Regions from separate parts of the Homo sapiens genome. Here region 2 is linked to region 1. The links are chromatin contacts, found by Hi-C or POLR2A ChIA-PET in ENCODE. All regions are on one chromosome and are shown on one strand. The core of a region is the stretch at or near the end of the contact, and the rest is flanking DNA. Distances in the headings are between cores, read along the strand shown. Region 1 overlaps KCNAB1 (potassium voltage-gated channel subfamily A regulatory beta subunit 1). Region 2 has its middle 6.6 kb from the start of LINC00880.

What was found. Hi-C counts contacts between places; a loop is a spot of excess contacts on that map. ChIA-PET counts read pairs that join two places held with the same protein, here RNA polymerase II (POLR2A). Pooled maps may share reads with other maps.
Region 2: a map of Calu3 shows a loop between it and region 1 (2.7-fold over the local background). The contact joins two enhancer-like sites. A Hi-C loop is called at or near these places in 1 of 168 maps with a recorded cell type or tissue (Calu3) and 3 of 50 pooled maps. POLR2A ChIA-PET finds 5 or more read pairs at or near these places in 1 of 52 experiments (PC-9).

What each region holds. Positions count from the first base shown.
Region 1 is chr3:156,302,599-156,305,963 of GRCh38, reverse strand. The region is part of intron 1 of KCNAB1 (potassium voltage-gated channel subfamily A regulatory beta subunit 1); the gene reads right to left. Among named protein-coding and RNA genes, the nearest start is that of KCNAB1-AS2, 76 kb to the right of the region's middle. Within about 2 kb of position 1,308, at least 3 of the 41 ENCODE cell types and tissues checked have a DNase peak (open chromatin) inside an H3K27ac peak, as active enhancers do.
Region 2 is chr3:157,127,834-157,131,432 of GRCh38, reverse strand. No RefSeq gene overlaps it. Among named protein-coding and RNA genes, the nearest start is that of LINC00880, 6.6 kb to the right of the region's middle. RefSeq lists enhancers at 2,806-3,015, 2,065-3,264. Within about 2 kb of position 1,297, at least 32 of the 41 ENCODE cell types and tissues checked have a DNase peak (open chromatin) inside an H3K27ac peak, as active enhancers do.

The DNA.
Region 1 (3,365 bases), core at 59-2,558:
GCTACCTTATGCTGACCCACATTCTTAGCAGACCAACAAAAACAAAGACTCAAGCAGTCCCTGCACAATTGTCTCCCAAGGACCCCACACACAGCTCCACTTTCTCTTTTGCAACTACCCAGACAATGACCAGGAAATGTTTCTTGAGGACATGTGTGCTCTTTAGTGTCTAAATAGTAGGATGAATTGTCACAAGCATCCTTGACTCCTGTCTCTGTTGTTTTTAGGTTTCTTTTCTTTTGTAACCTATGCAAATTTGAGAGCCACCTTAAATTCTTTTCTGGAACAAGGCTGGGTGTAAGTAGATATAACAGAAACTGTGTACAACTATTAGTTTCCAGTCATTATGGCAGAATAATTTGGGGGACACCAAGGATAGGTCAGGCTATTCAGTAACCAAGGTCAAGAACAGATAGGATTCCTATTTCCAAAGGAAAGAAGCCCATCGTGAATGTGAAGAGGACAAGTCTCATAGAGAATTAAGCCTGCACTGGAAAGCAAAAGGGTTGTATTGTAATGCAATCCCACAGAAGACTTTGAAGCTTATGAAAACTGGATCACTCATGCATCCATTCATCCATCCTGCAATCCTTTATTGATCACCTACAACATACCAAGCCACCGTGCTAGGACTGGGGATGATTAAAACAGGAATATTTTGAAGCCATGCACATACAAAGCTAAATAACAAGACCTATTGCAAAGATATCATATGTTCACAGAACTTAATTTTTTTCTTGTCTATTTGTCCCATTCTATGCTAATACTGATATTAATGACAATTTTAATGGATAGTAATTGGTACTTCAGGTATATGGTCGCTTGCAATTATGAAAACAATCCTGAAACTCTTGAAAAAGATTACCAAGTCCATCTTACAGATACTGGTAGTAAAGACAAAGTGAAGTAAACTGATACTCGAGTCCCTTTAGCTAGTATGCCATGCTTCCACCGAGCCATTCACCCCTATGACCTCATGTATGTGTGTGCACCTTAGCGCACATCACACACACATTCACATACTCGATATAAATTATGGACTAAACATGTAGGATAAATACTTGCCATAAAAATCATCTTCAAAGTATCTCTTACTTCTTTAAGCTTGATATTAATTTACCTATTAACACCTGATGATGCTTTTATTCCTCCCTTGAGGCAGATTTCTAATAGCTTGAACTGCCAAAAACAAAAAACCGCAATGGCTGCTGAACCTTCCGTTAGCCTCTGGATTCTGGCATCAGTCCTGAACTCTTTAGTGCATGTTCTTTGTACCACCACACTGCTCCAGTCCTGCCTCTGCCCTGGTTTTCTCAGCAGAGTAATTATGGGGGACATTCCACTGCCACATGCCAACAAGGGAAATTAAAACCTTGTTCAGAAATGTCATTTGCCAATATTACATTCCTTTTAATCCTGAGTCACTATTAGTATAAACATACGCTGGTCAGTATAACAGGAAGTAGGCCAGAAGCTGTCTGAACTTAGAATTGATATCAAAAGTCCAATAATTTAGACTACATAATATACCATTAAGTTCTGTTTATGTTGTGCCTCAGTTGCGGTAACTTAAAATGGGCATAACATCGCTTGCTTCCCCCTTCAGAGTTTTTCTCAAGGATAAAATAATAGTAGTTAAACTATTCATTCCCTTAGTTTGGATGTTGACATGAGGTAATCAGCATAAAGAATGATTTTACTGGCAAAGAATGTTATTCAGACATTCTGATAATTAGCATTTGTCTTTTGTCAAACCCTGTCCCCAAAGTATTTCTATCTCAAAATAAGTAGAGACTGTGCTAATATCCTTAACATGAATACTAACAAGCAAAATGATAAACTAACATTTTACGAATGTTCTATTTCTAAAATTAATCATTATTAAAGTAAGGCCAAATACTTTCTCAGTGATATTGTCGTGTGATAGTACTGCCTTGCTGCTAAGAAATGAAATTGAAAAACACTAACCTCATCACATTTGCTTCATTAATGATCATCAATGACTTGTAATCAGGCAGAATCCATCTGCAGAATAAATATGCAGACTTCGATTTGCTTATTTTTCTTTTCTACTGTCAACATGAACCAACATTTTCATTGTTGTATTTGCATTAGGCCCAAGCAAAATGTCTTTTCTAAGTCAGAATACAGACCCTGGTGATAGTAATTTGGAAGACAGCAAAGTAGGTCAGGCTCTTCCCCTTACTATCCTCAGTGTAGTACTAGAGGGGCTTGATGTGCACTGTTGACTCTAAATACACTGCCCTATCTATATAAAGATGATGCCACCTAGCTGAAAGTGCATGGGGAGTTACCTAGCCCTGTGAGGGGTTCTAGAGCAATATCCTCCTATCCCTATTTTAGAATGACTTCCTCCATTATTGCATTCTAACCCATGCTTTGCTTCCCAGACTATAGGTCAGGGTGGTAGCAGAGTTCACAATCAGCAAGGTCCCCCAGGAGCCATTTCCTCATTTCCATCTTACTCAAGCATTGTGTCTCTTACAGCCTCCAGGAAACAATATCTGGCCACAAGAGACTAAATTATAGGCAAAGGTTGAGTTTTAACTCTTGAGTCTCCTGATTTCTGAATTTCCAGAAAACTCTTTTCCTAACTCACTTTGATTTGTAACCACTAATATTTCTCCCCAGATATAATGCAATCTGGTACTTTTGCTTGCATGCCAAGAGAGAGTATATAGACTTAAATGATTTGAAATCAAGAGTATAACCTTCAAAGCCCAGTATTCTAGGCAGTGATAAGAGAGCTGTAGGTCTTTGGAAAGAACTGGGGAACACCCAGGCTTTTCTATTGGCATGTGAGACAGAACTTCACAGAGGGGAAACTACATCAGATTTAAAACATTTGAAAATGTGTGTCATAATAAACTCCTTCTTTTCTCCTCCACAACACTGCTATGACAATGTGAACAAAGCAGGGACAGCGTGAGTTTTATGGAAGGGTTAAGGTCTATTCTGTGATGTGAACAGAGCCTCCCAGATGCACTGGGAATGCGCTGCTTCATCTCCCATGATCCCAAGTGCTAGAAAGAAGTTCTATTCCCATATCTCACTGATTACAGTCATGAAATTTGGAGGTAGATATATTTTTAAGTCATGAGCATTTTAATTACAGCTTGGTCTTTGTGGCTGTCCATTGATTTTCAATTAATGTTGACCCCTTAATTTAGTTTGTACTTAGGTCTTGGTAGCAAAAAAAGAAAAAAGAGATACTCCTCGTAGGTGTTAGTGAGGGGCTGAGGGAAGCAGAGCAGATTCAGATAGTAGCTGCTGTAATAATAATTGCAAAGGCCAAGATAAAACTTTAAACTTTACCACACTGTAGCCACACAATGTAAATGAGA
Region 2 (3,599 bases), core at 48-2,547, 830 kb before region 1:
GGATAGTTCTGCTTCAGGGCTGTGGTGAGTGGAAGGTGAGATTGTGTCTGAGGAAGGAGATTGTAACGAGGAAACACGCAGTTATTGGTCACTTATTTTTCAACATGCAGGAGCTCTAATTTGCCTCCAGACAACCGGTTCTATCTCAGTAAAGAAAAAGATAGCTATTAAAGTGTTTTGTAATCTTGAGGGACCTGAAAAGATTTTAAAGAGCTGAGGAAGAGCGGCCAAGTGCTTTCTCACCTGTTCCTCATCCTGGCCCCATCATCTTGGGGACATATAGGACCTTTTAGGGGAGCCTCGGCAAGTGGCCACCGTCTGGCCTCGGGCAGGCCTCCCTGGCGCCGCCAGCAGCTGGGTAGTAGCCGGGAAGGGCGCCCTCAGTCCCACGCTCACCTTGGGTCTGGGCCCACATTAAGCACTTTTTTCTTCATGCGCCATTTCCTCCATCAAAAAGTATTAAAAATTATATTTTATGGATTTATTGATGAAAAGTAAAGGTATTCCAGTCTGGGTTAATTACTATATATTCATTATTATTAATTACTTTCATTATTTATTTTTCCTTACGATTTTAATAGCAAGGTAATTTCACAGCAATGAATGATGAGTCGCATTTTGGCCACAAGGGGGTAGCATGGGGTCACTAGATGCTCACGGGAAATTGGGTGGGGGGCGCCTGGTAAACAGTGGGAAAGACAGCAACAGCCACCACCTCTGACTCACAAAGGGCTCTTGCTTCTCACCGCGTTTCCTCAGAGAGTGTCGTGTTTGCTCCTCACCACATGAGACCCAGAAAGCCAGCGGGTGGGGCAGGAGTTATTGCCCCACTCAAGGGCCAGGAAAGGGAGGCTCCCCCTGGGAGGGTCAGTGTCATGCGGGGTCACACGGTGGCAGAGGCAGGCGAATTCCTGGCTCCTGCTGTAGTGCTCCTCCCTCGGAGCCCCAGACAACCCGGATACTCTAAGCAGATGGGACAGGGACCAAGAAGCAAAACCTCTCCTCATATTGTTGCCCAGCTCAGCCCTGCCATGAGCACCCCAAATCATCGCTGGAGAGCCCCGCAGACCCCAAAGCACTGCTCGACTTTCCACCTCTGGGCAGAAGAGACCCTACATTCCACGCGTGGGCCCTACCCCAGCCTCCCTCGGGGCCAAGCACGCCTTTGTTCGCTCTCTTCCTGACCACAGGCAGCACGAGCCTCTAGGTGGGAGAGACGAGACACTCGTTCCCCTCCCTTGGAAGCTGAGCAATCACATCAAAGGCATACAAAAGGCAATTCACTGTGCAAAGGGAACGGAAAGAAATAAGTGCTCTATGGGCTCTGAGCGCTCGGGAAGGAGGTACAGCAAAGAAGGAAAGGCCAGAAACAAAACCAAACAAAACACAAGGTATAAAATGATCCGATCTTGGGGAGGCGGTTTTCTACCTCCTGGGAGGAACACCCAGCGTGTTGCCTGGCTGAGTGTACTGGGCACATGAAGAACAATAGGCCTTTCTCTCCAGCAGCCGAGCACATGCCAGGAGAAAAGGAGCCCCTTCTTAGGAAGGCTAAGTCCGCGCAGGGGCAGGGCCAGTGTAGGAAGCTAGTTTATAACACAGATACTTGCATTGAGCCTCCTTCTGAAAAGGTGGGGGGCAGGGGGTGCATAAACCCATGTGAAAATAAAAAAAAGACTTTTCTTACTGGATGAGAGAAAAAAGATTGTTCAGTTTTTTAGGCGAAACATAAGATGCCAACTGACCCTGAAATAGATGTGTCAAAAGGCAACCTGGGGCGGTTTGTTCTTTTACAGGAAGCACCTTTGTGGCCCAGAAGGTGCCAAAAACATCCTGGGGATAAGCAGTCCTTAGCAAAGAGGGGCCAGGCCTGAGGTGGGGGAGGTGGCCTTACACGGAAGCCCTGGAGAAGTGAAACAGGTAGGTGGGGGCCCCTGGGTGCTTCGGGTGCTCCAGGGACAGAGGTGGCATCCACCCACTAAGCAGGGTCACTGGATAGGCAGGAATCCCTCCCCACTCACACGCAGAGTGACCCCAGTGCTGGTCTAGTTAGGCAGGCCCGACTGGAGGAGGAATGACAGGCCTGCCACACAGATGAGGAGTAGAGTCGCAGTTCATCGTTTCTGGCTCTCCTCCGTCCCACCCCTGACCCCTCCACGGGATTGGTGAGTGGAGGTGACAGTCTAGTCTAGATTGGGAAGAGAGAGACTGAGAAACCAGACCGAGAAAAGGAAGGGCGCCCTTGGCAGAATGCCTGGCATTCCTGAGGCTGTGGATTCTGTACCTTCCTGGGAGGAGGAGAGGCATGGCAGTCACAAGCCACGGCTATCCCCGGCAGAACCAGCCTGGCTGTGTTCAGGAACTCTGATAGAGGATGACTGACTTCAGAATTGAAGAGGGCTTTTAGGATGATCTGATCCTCTCCTGTTGGTACTAGAAGGGACTCTGGGGAAAACACAGTCAAACCCTGATGAGTCCCAAAGAGATGATGTGACTTGGTGAATGCTCCATTTCTGTCTGGTCAGAGGACAGAAGCAGGAAGCCCTGGTTTCCTGATTTATGGCTCAGAGCTCTTGCTGGTAGATGACACTACCTCAAAAATGGAAGGTAAAGGTAGCCTGGAGGAGTCCTGAGAGCTGGACCCATGGCGTTGAGGGGCAAAGTGAACCTTAATTTTAAAGTCAGACCAGAGACAGAGCTCAGCCATCCAAACAATGTGATTTATCAGAGTAGCTGGGGAAAAAAAAAACACAACCAGCCCGAGAAGTCACATGATAGGGAGGTTGGTGGGCAGGGCTTATGACATGGTGTCTCAGGTTCCTTTCATCTCCAGTGTTCTGAGACCTGCTCTTCTGAGAGTCTGAGGCTCCAGGGAGATCACAGGGAGTCGATGCTGACTCGAGAAGAGGGCTGTGAGAGCCTGGCCATGACTCAGTCCACTGGGGCTTCCCTGGACCACTCTGTTATCTCTGAGTTCGCAGCCACTTCTGTGATTCTGGCTGGCACAATTGCCCAAGGCCTTCAGTGGTGAGTCAGTAGAAAGGGACAGGATAACTCATTGCCCTGGTGGAGAGGCCTCTCACCCCAAGCCTCCCACCAGTGCCTTCCTCGTGCCTCTTTGTTCCTTGGAGAAAGCAAAGGGCTGCTTGCCTCACCCAGAGGTTTCCACAATTCAGCTGTCAGAGACTCCCTCTTGGCCCGGGGGTGGTGGAGGCCTGGCAGTGTGCATTAGAAGATCAGCTGGGGTTCTTGAGATAGCCAGATTTCTTCAAATGCTTATTTTGCCAAAAGATAAAAGGAGCAAAGGGCTTAGATTTGGAAGGGACTTTAGGGACAGCTAAGGCTATAATTTCACAGATGAAGAAACTGAAGTACTGGCAGATTGTGTACTTTCCCCAAGATTACACAGAGCCTCTTTCCTCTCCGTCACCATTATTCCTGGCTGACCCACAGGCAAGGGGGAGGGTGTTCTCTGAGAGGTGAATCACAGGCCCAGCTCATGCACCTGGGCCTCTTCTGTAATAGGCAGAGGACTGGTCCCCCAAAGACGTCCATTCCCCAATCTCTGAAACTTGTGAATATACAGTGTTACTCTATAT